Linked DNA regions of Homo sapiens: region 2 is linked to region 1. A link is an interaction called in ENCODE POLR2A ChIA-PET data of the cell type or tissue named here. Cell type or tissue: GM12878. All regions are shown on one strand.

What was found. ChIA-PET counts read pairs that join two places held together with the same protein. Peaks named below come from ENCODE experiments on the same cell type or tissue, not always from the same donor. Only the 100,000 strongest peaks of a DNase experiment are listed, where the experiment ranks them.
Region 2: POLR2A ChIA-PET joins it to region 1 with 5 read pairs; 2 of 35 experiments call an interaction of 5 or more read pairs at or near these places.

Annotation. Positions count from the first base shown.
Region 1 is chr5:172,142,516-172,147,515 of GRCh38, reverse strand. The region is part of intron 2 of STK10 (serine/threonine kinase 10); the gene reads left to right. Among named protein-coding and RNA genes, the nearest start is that of STK10, 43 kb to the left of the region's middle. RefSeq lists an enhancer at 2,810-3,310. In GM12878, no CTCF peak of the experiment used is centred here; no DNase peak of the experiment used is centred here; H3K27ac peaks cover 662 bases.
Region 2 is chr5:171,980,586-171,985,585 of GRCh38, reverse strand. The region is part of intron 1 of FBXW11 (F-box and WD repeat domain containing 11); the gene reads left to right. Among named protein-coding and RNA genes, the nearest start is that of FBXW11, 24 kb to the left of the region's middle. RefSeq lists enhancers at 1,631-2,403, 4,614-5,000. In GM12878, no CTCF peak of the experiment used is centred here; no DNase peak of the experiment used is centred here; H3K27ac peaks cover 1,855 bases.

The sequences.
Region 1 (5,000 bases):
GGAGGCTGAGGCAGGAGAATGGCGTGAACCCGGGAGGCAGAGGTTGCAGAGAGCCGAGATTGTGCCACTGCCCTCCAGCCTGGACGACAGAGCAAGACTCTGTCTCAAAAAAAAAAAAAGAAAGAAAGAAAAGTCTGAGCAGCAGGTCTTGCTGGGTTTAGACCGTGCACTTTTTTTTCCAATCACGTCTCTGTACACGGTTGTCAGTCATGCCTGTGTAACGAAGTCTTCATAAAATCCCAAGAGGATAGGGTTCAGGGAACCTCTGGACAGCTGACCAGGTGGAGCTTCCTGGAGGGTGGTGTACCCAGGGAGGGCATGGAAGCCCCTTGCCCCTTCCCCCAGCCTCACCATACACATCCCTTCATCTGTATCTTTTGTAATATCTTCTATAATGAATCAGTAAACATAAGTAAATGTTTCCATGAGTTCTGTGAGCCAGTTCCAGCAAATTAACCAAATTCAAAGCAGGGTTCGTGGGAACCCCAACTGGAAGCCAGTATCTCAGAAGGTCCAGAGGCCTCGACGTGCAACTGGTATGTGGGGTGGAGGGCGCAGTCTCGGGGCCTGAGCCCTCAGCCTGTGAGATCTGACGCTGTCTCCCGGTAGATAGTGTCGGAATTGAATCGGAATACACACAGCTGGTGTCCACTGCCTGTGTGTGGGGAAAACCCCCACATTTGGTCACAGATGTCTTCTGTGTTGATGATTGTGGTGTGAGAACAGAGGAAAAACAAGGTTTGAAAGTTATTCCTCAACAGCAAGCTTTTTGTACTATTTGAATTGGTGTGGCCCTTTATACATCCACACCTTTCATATAAGAATCCAGACATCTGACTTGGCCCCACGGGCCCTATTCCCTCGCAGGCTCTGTGCGCCAGGCTGGGTGTGGCTGCCCCTCTACATAGGTACATGCTCCCTGGTTTGTCCTGCCCCGGCCAGGTGACCACTCTGGATTCATGCTCCTTCCTGTATGAGATAGGAGCAGATGATTCCAGTGCTGTGGGAAGGAGTGTGGAGACAAAGGAGGTAGAGGGGGCTGTGGGGCTGTGTTCCGTTTTCCTTGTGTTTCTTGAGCTGCTTCCTTCTTCCTGGCCTTGGGAGTGGGTTGTCTCTGGTGGAACCTTTAGCAGTTGCAGCTATCGTGGCCTCTGTCCCCGTCATGATAATACCTACCTGTGTCTGGCATTCCACATGCATGATCTCATGTGATTGGCCTCCCACCTCCCTCGTTTAGACAGGGTAGCAATGATTCACTCAGTCATTCATTCACTCACCAACACATGCTTCCCCGGGGAGCACCGGCTGTGGGCCCGGCAGTTTAGGTGCTGGGGCACAGACACGAAGGCCTGCCCTCTGGAAATTTACATTCTACAGGGGGCAGGGAGGAGGGGGAGGCAGACAACAGACAATAAAAGTAAGGCGTATAGTATGTGAGTTGGTGACGTGAGTTGGTGACGTGTGCTGTGGACAACAGATGGACGCCACACAGTGTGTGTGTGTGCGCAGTGTTTTACTGTCCTGTGGGAGGTGTGAGCTTGCCCAGGACACCTGTTGTTTCTCCAGCCTTGCACGGGGCAGGCGCTGGTGCAGGGCTGTCTCTATGGATGGTGATTTCGGTTTCCAGCATGGACACAGCACGGACACAGCATGGACATGCTACTAATGGCTGTGCTGTACTCACTGGACACCAGGTTCTGAGCTACAGGCTTTCCCTGTGTGATCCCATGTGATCACAACCAGGGAGGCAGCCTCTACCATCACCCCCACTTTACAGATGAGCATACTGAGGCTTGGATCTCCGAAGTTACTTGTCCCAAGGTCATTCTGTTAGTGTCCGGCCATAATTGGGACCCAGGTGTGTCTGGCTCCAGAGTGGAAACCCAGTGCTCACCTTGGTTCACGTGGGAGCTTTGGTTCTTTGGAGACATATGTCCCTTGACTAATGAATCCGGGAAGGCTGGGGGTTGCCCTTAGGGAAGTGCTTCTTCCCTGGCTTTCTGAGCAGGCTCTGAGCGGGCCAGCGCGTGCTCTGCCTGCAGTGGCCACCGCCCCACACTGCCCCACCCCCGCCGCCTTGGTTTGACTCCTACCTGTCCCTCAAGGACCAACTGAAAGGTTACAAAACATTTAGCAATTTGAGTTGAATGTGCCGCCTTCCAACAGCTGGTGTGCTTTTCCCTGTCCCTTCTTACCCTTGTCCTGGGATTTGTGAGTCCATCTCCTGACCTCCTCCTTGGGGGTCACTTTCCTCAGGGCAGGGGCATGGGCCTGGCTCCTTCCCCTTTGTGTCCAGCACTGTCCTTAGCAGAGCTGGCTTTAGAGAACAGTGGCCAGAGAGACAGATGGTCAAATGGATGAAAAATGTCCCTGCAGACACAGAACTGCCTTTGTCTCTCCGCTAGGGCTGAAGTCCGGTTAGCATCTGCACAGAGTCTGATCTTAGCCCTGATCTTGGCATTTCTGGAAGATGGGATGGACTCAAGCTCAGGGGACTTTGACCCCAGAGCCAGTGCTTGCGACCTGTGGGCCAGATAGTACCTGAGGGAGTTAGGTCCCCTGAAATTGAGTCGCCTTGGTTCCATCCTGAGGTGCCTTGGGACTTGGGCACGCGTAGTTAGGTGTGCAACCACCTGAGTCTCCTCATCTGTAAAAGGGGGTGGGGGGTATCTAAGTCATCCCTTAGATGTTCCCTCCCCTTTGCCTCGGCAGGACTCCCTCCACCCGGCCCCATGGCACGTACACGCTTAGGAACCTCAAGGTCACTCCCTCTGTTCCAGATGCCCTTGCCCATGGGTGAACTCAGTTCACCCTGCTCAAGGGCAGTCCTAATTCCTTCCCCAGGCTTCCTTCGAATGTGGTGGGTGAGGCTGGGGGTGGAGGAACACGCCTGGCCCAGCGTTCCTGGGAGGCCTGGGGGTGTAGGCTGCCTAGTAAATGGCAGCATTGTTTGGCCTGGAGCTCAGAGATGGGGAGATTCTGGGACTCCACCCACAGCAGCTGGCTGCAGATATGCTAAGGACATTTCTGTGTTGACTGTTGCGTTTTTTGGTGTCTGCCTCCAGGGACTTGCTTCTCAGGCAGAGGCCTTGGTTGGATAACTTTTGTCTTCTGTGCTGTATTGGAGAGGCTAAGGAGGTTCCCAGCACCGCCCCACTGACAGCATCTCTCAGTGCAGGGAGGCCTGGGGGGCTGATGGTCATGCCTACCTCTGCTTCCGCAGGAAGAAACAAGCCTAGAGAGGGAAAGCAGCTTGCCCGTGGCTACACAGCTAGGCTGTCCGTGTGTCTTGGAGTCAGACTGACCTTGGTCTATACTCTGGTTCTGTCACTTATTAGCTGAGTGGCTTTGGGGAAGCCCCTTCCCCCACCAAACCTCAGTTTCCCCATCTGTAAAACAGGAATATTTGTATTGCTTATGAAATTAAGTGAAGGAATGCTTATCAAACACTTAGCGCCATGCCACGTATGCACTAGCGGCTCAGTAATGGCAGCCATCATCTCTTCTCTCTTGGTTGGCAGTAGAGGGAGGGACTGGCTTGCCTTTGTCCTGCTTCGTTTGCACAATCTGGCTGTCATCTCTGTTAGCCATCTTTTGGCTGTTCTGCCCCTGATTTCTGGGCATCTTAAGGCTACTGAATTTTTTCATTCATGTTTATTCATTCATTTATTCAACAAACACTTATGATGATGTACTAGGTCCCGGGCTTTGATATTGGATCGTATGAAGGGAATTTTTTTAGATGTAAACTGCTTCTTCAAGGATAAAGTGACTTCGCTCACTTTGAACCTACATAGTCCATGTTGCAAATGACCTTATTGCTGTTGAGAGCTTCATTTTCCAGATGGGAAAACAGCGGAGGCTCAGAGCAGGAAAGAGGTCAGGACAGCCCCACAGAAGGATGGTGGCAGACCCAGGACCATGTCCACATCTCCTGGCTGTGGCTTATTTAATTTGAGTTCTAGGAGTTTTGCTAACATTTATTTATTGAGCACCTTTGTGTACCCAGGACATGCTCTTGGCCTCAGGAAAGCCCAGGGAGGTGAGGGGATCCAGGCCCAGAGCACGGTGTGGTCACTGCGTGTTGATGCCTCACCTCTGGAGTCAAAGTGCCTTAATTTTCTTTCTTTCTTTTTTTTTGTTTTGTTTTTGAGACAGTGTCTTGCTGTGTTGCTTAGCCTGGAGTGCAGTGGCACGATCTCGGCTCACTGCAGCCTCTGCCTCCCGGTTCAAGCTATTCTCCTGCCTCAGCCTCCCGAGTAGCTGGGATTATAGACATGTGCCACCACACCTGGCTGACTTTTGTATTTTTACTAGAGACAGGGTTTGGCCTTGTTGCCCAGGCTGGTCTCAAACTCCTGAACTCGTGAACCACTGCGCCTAGCACTCGGTTTTTTCTTGAGGACAGCTGGGGCTGTGACAGTGCCAACCCAATTCCTGCTGGTCCTACTGCCTATACGCTGTAAAAGTTAATGTCTAAACCCTGTGGGTGGTCCAGGCTCACCCTTATCTGGGACATCCTGGCTTCCTTATCTCTGGTGAGCAAGCTCACTTGGTATGTGTGTGCTGACCAGTAGGGCCCAGAGAGGGCTGGAGCAAAGAAGCAGAGGGGCCTTTCCCCCCACCCACCCAGGGGCTGTGACCCAGCCTGTTTGTGGCTTCCTCCTTGAGGCATGAGGAGGGATGGGGTGCTTAGATCTCTGCCACTTATCTGTGACCTTAATCTTCCTGAGCCTCAGTTTCCCCATATGTAAAATGGGAATACAATAATACCTAGTGCTGGTAATACTCGATAACATTTATCAAGCATTGACTTACTATGTACCAGGCAATGTCTTTTGTTCTGACATACATTATCCTACTTAATCCTCACAATAAATCTTATGAGGTCCAGGCATTTTTTAGGATACCTACCTCAAATAGTGAGTGTGAGATAATCCATGGAAAGCACTTAGCATACGGCCCGGCACAGAGTAAGCTCTCAAATTGCATTAGGTGTC
Region 2 (5,000 bases), 160 kb after region 1:
CGAAGTCTTGCTGTGTTGCACAGGCTGGTCTTGAACTGGCTTCAAATGATCCTTATCTCTCAACCTCCTGAAGTGTTAGGATTATAGGTGTGAGCCACTGCATCTGGTCTATTTTTATAATTTTTTTTAGATACTGGGTCTCACTGTTGCCCAGGCTGGTCTCAAACTCCTGGCCTCAAGCAATCTTCCTGCCCAGGCCTCCTGAGCTGTTGGGGTTACAGGTGTGAGCCACATGTAAGTTTTTGAGCGTGTGATCCCTGCCTAGATTGGAGGAGGTATGAGGGTGGTGGATGTGGTTGAGAAGGGAGGTGACTGTGAACATTAGAGCAAGATCTGTGGTTTACAAAGATCACTCCAGTTGTCAGATTAGAGGATGCTTTAGAGCAGGGCAAATTGGAGCAGGGGGACTGATTCATTTACTGTTGGAATGTCCCAGGGAAGGAAAGATGAGATAGTAACAGATGGTATGAAGAGGAGGAAATGAGACATTTTAGATGTAGAGTGGATGACTGTGTTGATAGCTGTGCGTATATGTGTGTTTGTATTGATATGAATGTAAATCAGACTATTAAGAGAGTCCTGTTTCTGAAAAGCTTTGCCTTCATAAATCAGTGTCTGAAAGTTAACTGCTTGTTTTTATAACCTGTTGGTTAATTTTGGAAGGCAGTAGTAATAGTTTTAGGCATGTCGTCACCGTAAAGCTTAGTTTTATAATATGCAAATAACATGCTTCTGCAAAAAATGTAACTTCGACCTGCCTTTATTTTTGAAAATTGTGCATAAAGTAAATATTTATAGTGCGATTCTTTTTTTCTATAATTTTCCTTATAATTATGGAGCTAAATTTTTAAACAAGATTGGAAAGCTATATACTTATTTTTAAGGAGCTTGCTGCATGTATTTAATTTTCCTACAATCGCTACTAGAAGTTAAAAGGATAGTGAATTCATAAGGTCCTTTCCCCCACACTTAAAATTATACCATATTATGATCATCTAGACTGTTTATAACTATTTTGTCAGAAATTCTCCCTGATTGGAGCATGACTTTATCTAGTTCCATTACCGGTGCCATTATTCTGGATATTTAGTATTACCTCCAGCCCACACATGCTGAGGGAGATAGACATGAAGTACATGTAAATGGGTAGACTAGAAGTGAGATTGACTGACAAGCCATGCCTGGCTACTGTGTAATAAGCTTCCGGCTTTGGAGGATAAACAGAGATTGGTTAAAAGAGCATTTGTATAGGTATGTTTTATTGTGTATAACTTACATTAAAGAATACATGTTTTAAGTGTACAGCTCAATGAATTTTTACATGTGTGCACAGCACATCGTGTAACCACTACCTAGATCAAATTATAGACCTTTTCCAGAGCATTTCAAGGCTTCCTCTTGCCTGTAGCTCATCCAGTCAATGAACTCTCTTCTTAAAGGCCTTTTCTGACCTCTTTCACTGTAGGCTAGTTATGTCTGTTTTTGAAATTTATGTAAATAGGATTATAGAGTATATACTCTTGTGGTTTTGTTCCCCCACTCATTATTATTATGTCTGTAAAATTCATCCGTTTTATTATGTGTGGCTGTAGTTTTTTTTTTTCTATGCATTATTCCATTGTAAATATTCAGTTTGTTTGTTTTACTTGGTTGATGAAATGCTTGGGTTGCTGAGTACTTGGCTGTTATTGATGAATACGTGAGTTGCTTCTAATTTTTGTCTGCTACTGTGGACAGCAATTCTAAGGTAGACATGAGCACTTGTTTCTCTTGGGTATGAGAACCCAACAGAATTACTGGGTAATGGGGGTAGGCATATATTTAGCTTTAATAGATACTGCTTGTTTTGGGAAAAACTCTCAAACCATGTTTTTCCTCTGCTCTCAAACCAGTACAACAGCAGTCATGAACACAGAAGAAGGCTTCTGTGACCAAATGTGTGGGAGTGGGTTTCTCTCCACCACTAGTGAGCAATCAGTTCTGCAGCGGGCACCAGCTGTGTGTTCCCCAATTCAATTCCGACACAATCTACCTAGAGATAGTGTCCGATCCCACAGATTGAGGGCTTGGTCCCCGAGATTGCCCCCCTACCCCACATACCAGTGGCAAGCCTGGGCTTTTGTCCTTCTGACCAACTTGCTTCAAGTTGGGGTTCCCGCTACCCATACTGTGGGTTCAATTAATTTGCTGGAAAGGCTCACAGAATTCAGGGAAACAGGTAACATTTACCAGTTTATCATAAAGGATATTATTACAAAGGATATAGATGAAGAGATGTGTAGGGTGAGGTATGGGGCAGAGCTTCCATGCCCTCTGTGAGTGTGCCACCCTCCAGGAACCTCCACCTGTTCATCTGTCTAGAACCCTGTCCTCTTGGTTTTTTTGTTTTGTTTTGTTTTTGAGACGGTCTTGCTCTGTTGCCTAGGCTGGAGTGTAGCGGCACAAACAGCTCACCACAGCCTTGACCTTTCGGGCTTAAGCAATCCTGCCTCAGTCTCCTGAGTAGCTTGGATCACAGGTGTGCACTCGGTTAATTTTTCATTTTTTTGTATAGACCAGGTGTTCCATGTTTCCCAGGCTGGTCTCAAACTCCTGGGCTCAACTGATCCACCTGCCTTGGCCTCCCAAAGTGGTGGGATTACAGGAATGAGCCACTGCTCACATCTTAGGTTTTTATGGAAGCTTCATGACATCGGCATGCCTTCCCCTGGGGTATAAGGCAGGACCCTCTCTGCAGAGGATCTTAAAGATTAGAGTCGTGCCTCGGGTCAGGTCAAAGGAGGGCTGGAGAAGGTCACCGAGATTCCGTTTCCTGAGGCCTAACTTACCTAACATTATAACAAAACACTGTAACAAGGGCTGTGGGAGTTTTGCTGCATTGGATGAAAACCAGTATGTATGTGTCATAACACCACACTGCTAAACTGTCTTCTAAATGTCTGTACTCCAGTTGGTTCCATCTCTAATGTAGAGCATTCTAGCCATCACTTGGTATTTTTAGTCCTTTAAAATTTAGCCCTTCTGGCTGGGCGTGGTGGCTCACACCTGTAATCCCAGCACTTTAGGAGTGGATTGCCTGAGGTCAGGAGTTTGAGACCAGCCTGACCAACAAGATGTAACCCCGTATCTACTAAAAATACAAAATTAGCTGGGTGGTGGTGCATTCCTGTAATCCCAGCTACTTGGTGGAAGGCTGAGTGAGGCAGGAGAATTGCTTGAAGCCAGGAGGCGGAGGTTGCAGTGAGCTGAGATTATGCCATTGCATGCTAGCCTGGGCAACAAGAGCAAAACTCTGTCTCAAAAAAATAAATAAATAAATAAAAATAAAAATAAATAAAATAAAATTTAACCCTTCTAATGGGTGCGTGGTAGTATCTGTATTGTGGTTTCTGTTTTTTATTTAATCAGCTTTATTATGGTTTACATTCAATAAAATCCACTCATTTTAAGTGTACTGTTTGAGTTTTGAGAAATATATATACTCACATAACCACTACTGCTATCAAGATATGGAACATTTCCGTCACCCCAAAAAACTTCCCTGTTCCCCTTTTCAGTCATTTCTCTGCCCCAGCCCTAAATAACCTGCCTTCTATAACTATAGATTAGTTAAATATGTTCTGGAATTTCATATAAGATGGAATCATACAAGATGCACATACTGTATGCACTCTATTATGTTTGACTTATCTTAGATTCATTCTTGTTGTATCAGTTCATTCCTTTTTATTGCTTAGTAGCATTGCATTATATGAGTATATAACTGTTTACCAATTCTACTGATGGATGTTTAGGCTGTTTCCTGCGTTTGGCTATTATGAATAAAACTTGGGTGAGCATTTGTATTCAGATCTTTGTGAGGACATCTTTTTTCTCTTGGGTATACTTAGTAGTGGATTGCTGAGATAGAGTAAATGTAAAGGAACAAACTATTTTTCTATACGCTAACATCATTCCTGACTCCAAATGTTTTTTGTTTCCACACCAAAGCAATTCTTCAGTTATTTGCAGACACCAACTGGGTGTCCTGTAGTTCAATTCAATTCTGACTGTATTTACCTGGAGCTAGTGAGATCCCTTAAATTAACCAAAAGACTGCCCCCACTTAAGGTGCCAGTCACAAGTCCTAAGTTGCCAGGGTACTTTTGGTTATAACTTGAGGGGTCTCATGATCACCTGCTCATGTTCAGTAATTTGCTGTAAAGGCTCACAGAACTCAGGGAAATACTTTACTTACATTTATTGGTTTTTAAAAAGAACATTATAAGGGATACAACTGAATAGTCAGACTAAGAGGTATGTAGGGCAAGGTCTAGAAGGGTCCTGGGTGCAGGAGCTTCTGTCTCTGTGAAGTTGGGGTATACCATCCTCCTGGTAGAGGCATATGTTTGCCATCCCAGAAGTTCTCTGAACCCTGCCCTTTAAGATTTTTTTTTTTAATGGAGGTCACATTACCTAGGAATGATTAATGATTAATTAATGATTAATCATTGGGCATTGGTGATTAACTCAATTCCTAGCTCCTCTCCCGTCTCCAGTCCCTTTCCTTTTCCCGGAGATGGTGGTGGGGGCAGTGAAAATTTGGATCATGGTTCCTCTAGCAGCCAGCCCCCATCTTCCAAGAGTCACCTTATTAGCATAAACTCTAGTATGGTTGAAAGTGGCTTATTTTGAATAACAAAAGATGCTCCTCTCAATACTATCACTCAGGCAATTCCAAGAATTTTCGCTTTTGTGCCAGTAATGGGGGTCATCAGGGCAGCAAAGATCAAATATATGTTTCTTATGTCACAAGATGTATATTTTGTGTTTCAAGAAACTGCCAGATCTTTTCCCAAAGTGGTTGTACATTCTTATACTTCCTCTGGCAATATGAGTTTAGTTGCTCTACATCCTAGTCAGCAATTGGCATTGTCAGTCTTTTTAATTTTAGCCATTCTCATAGGTGTGAAATGGTATTTCATTGTGGTTTTAATTTACATTTCTATGTGCCTATTGCC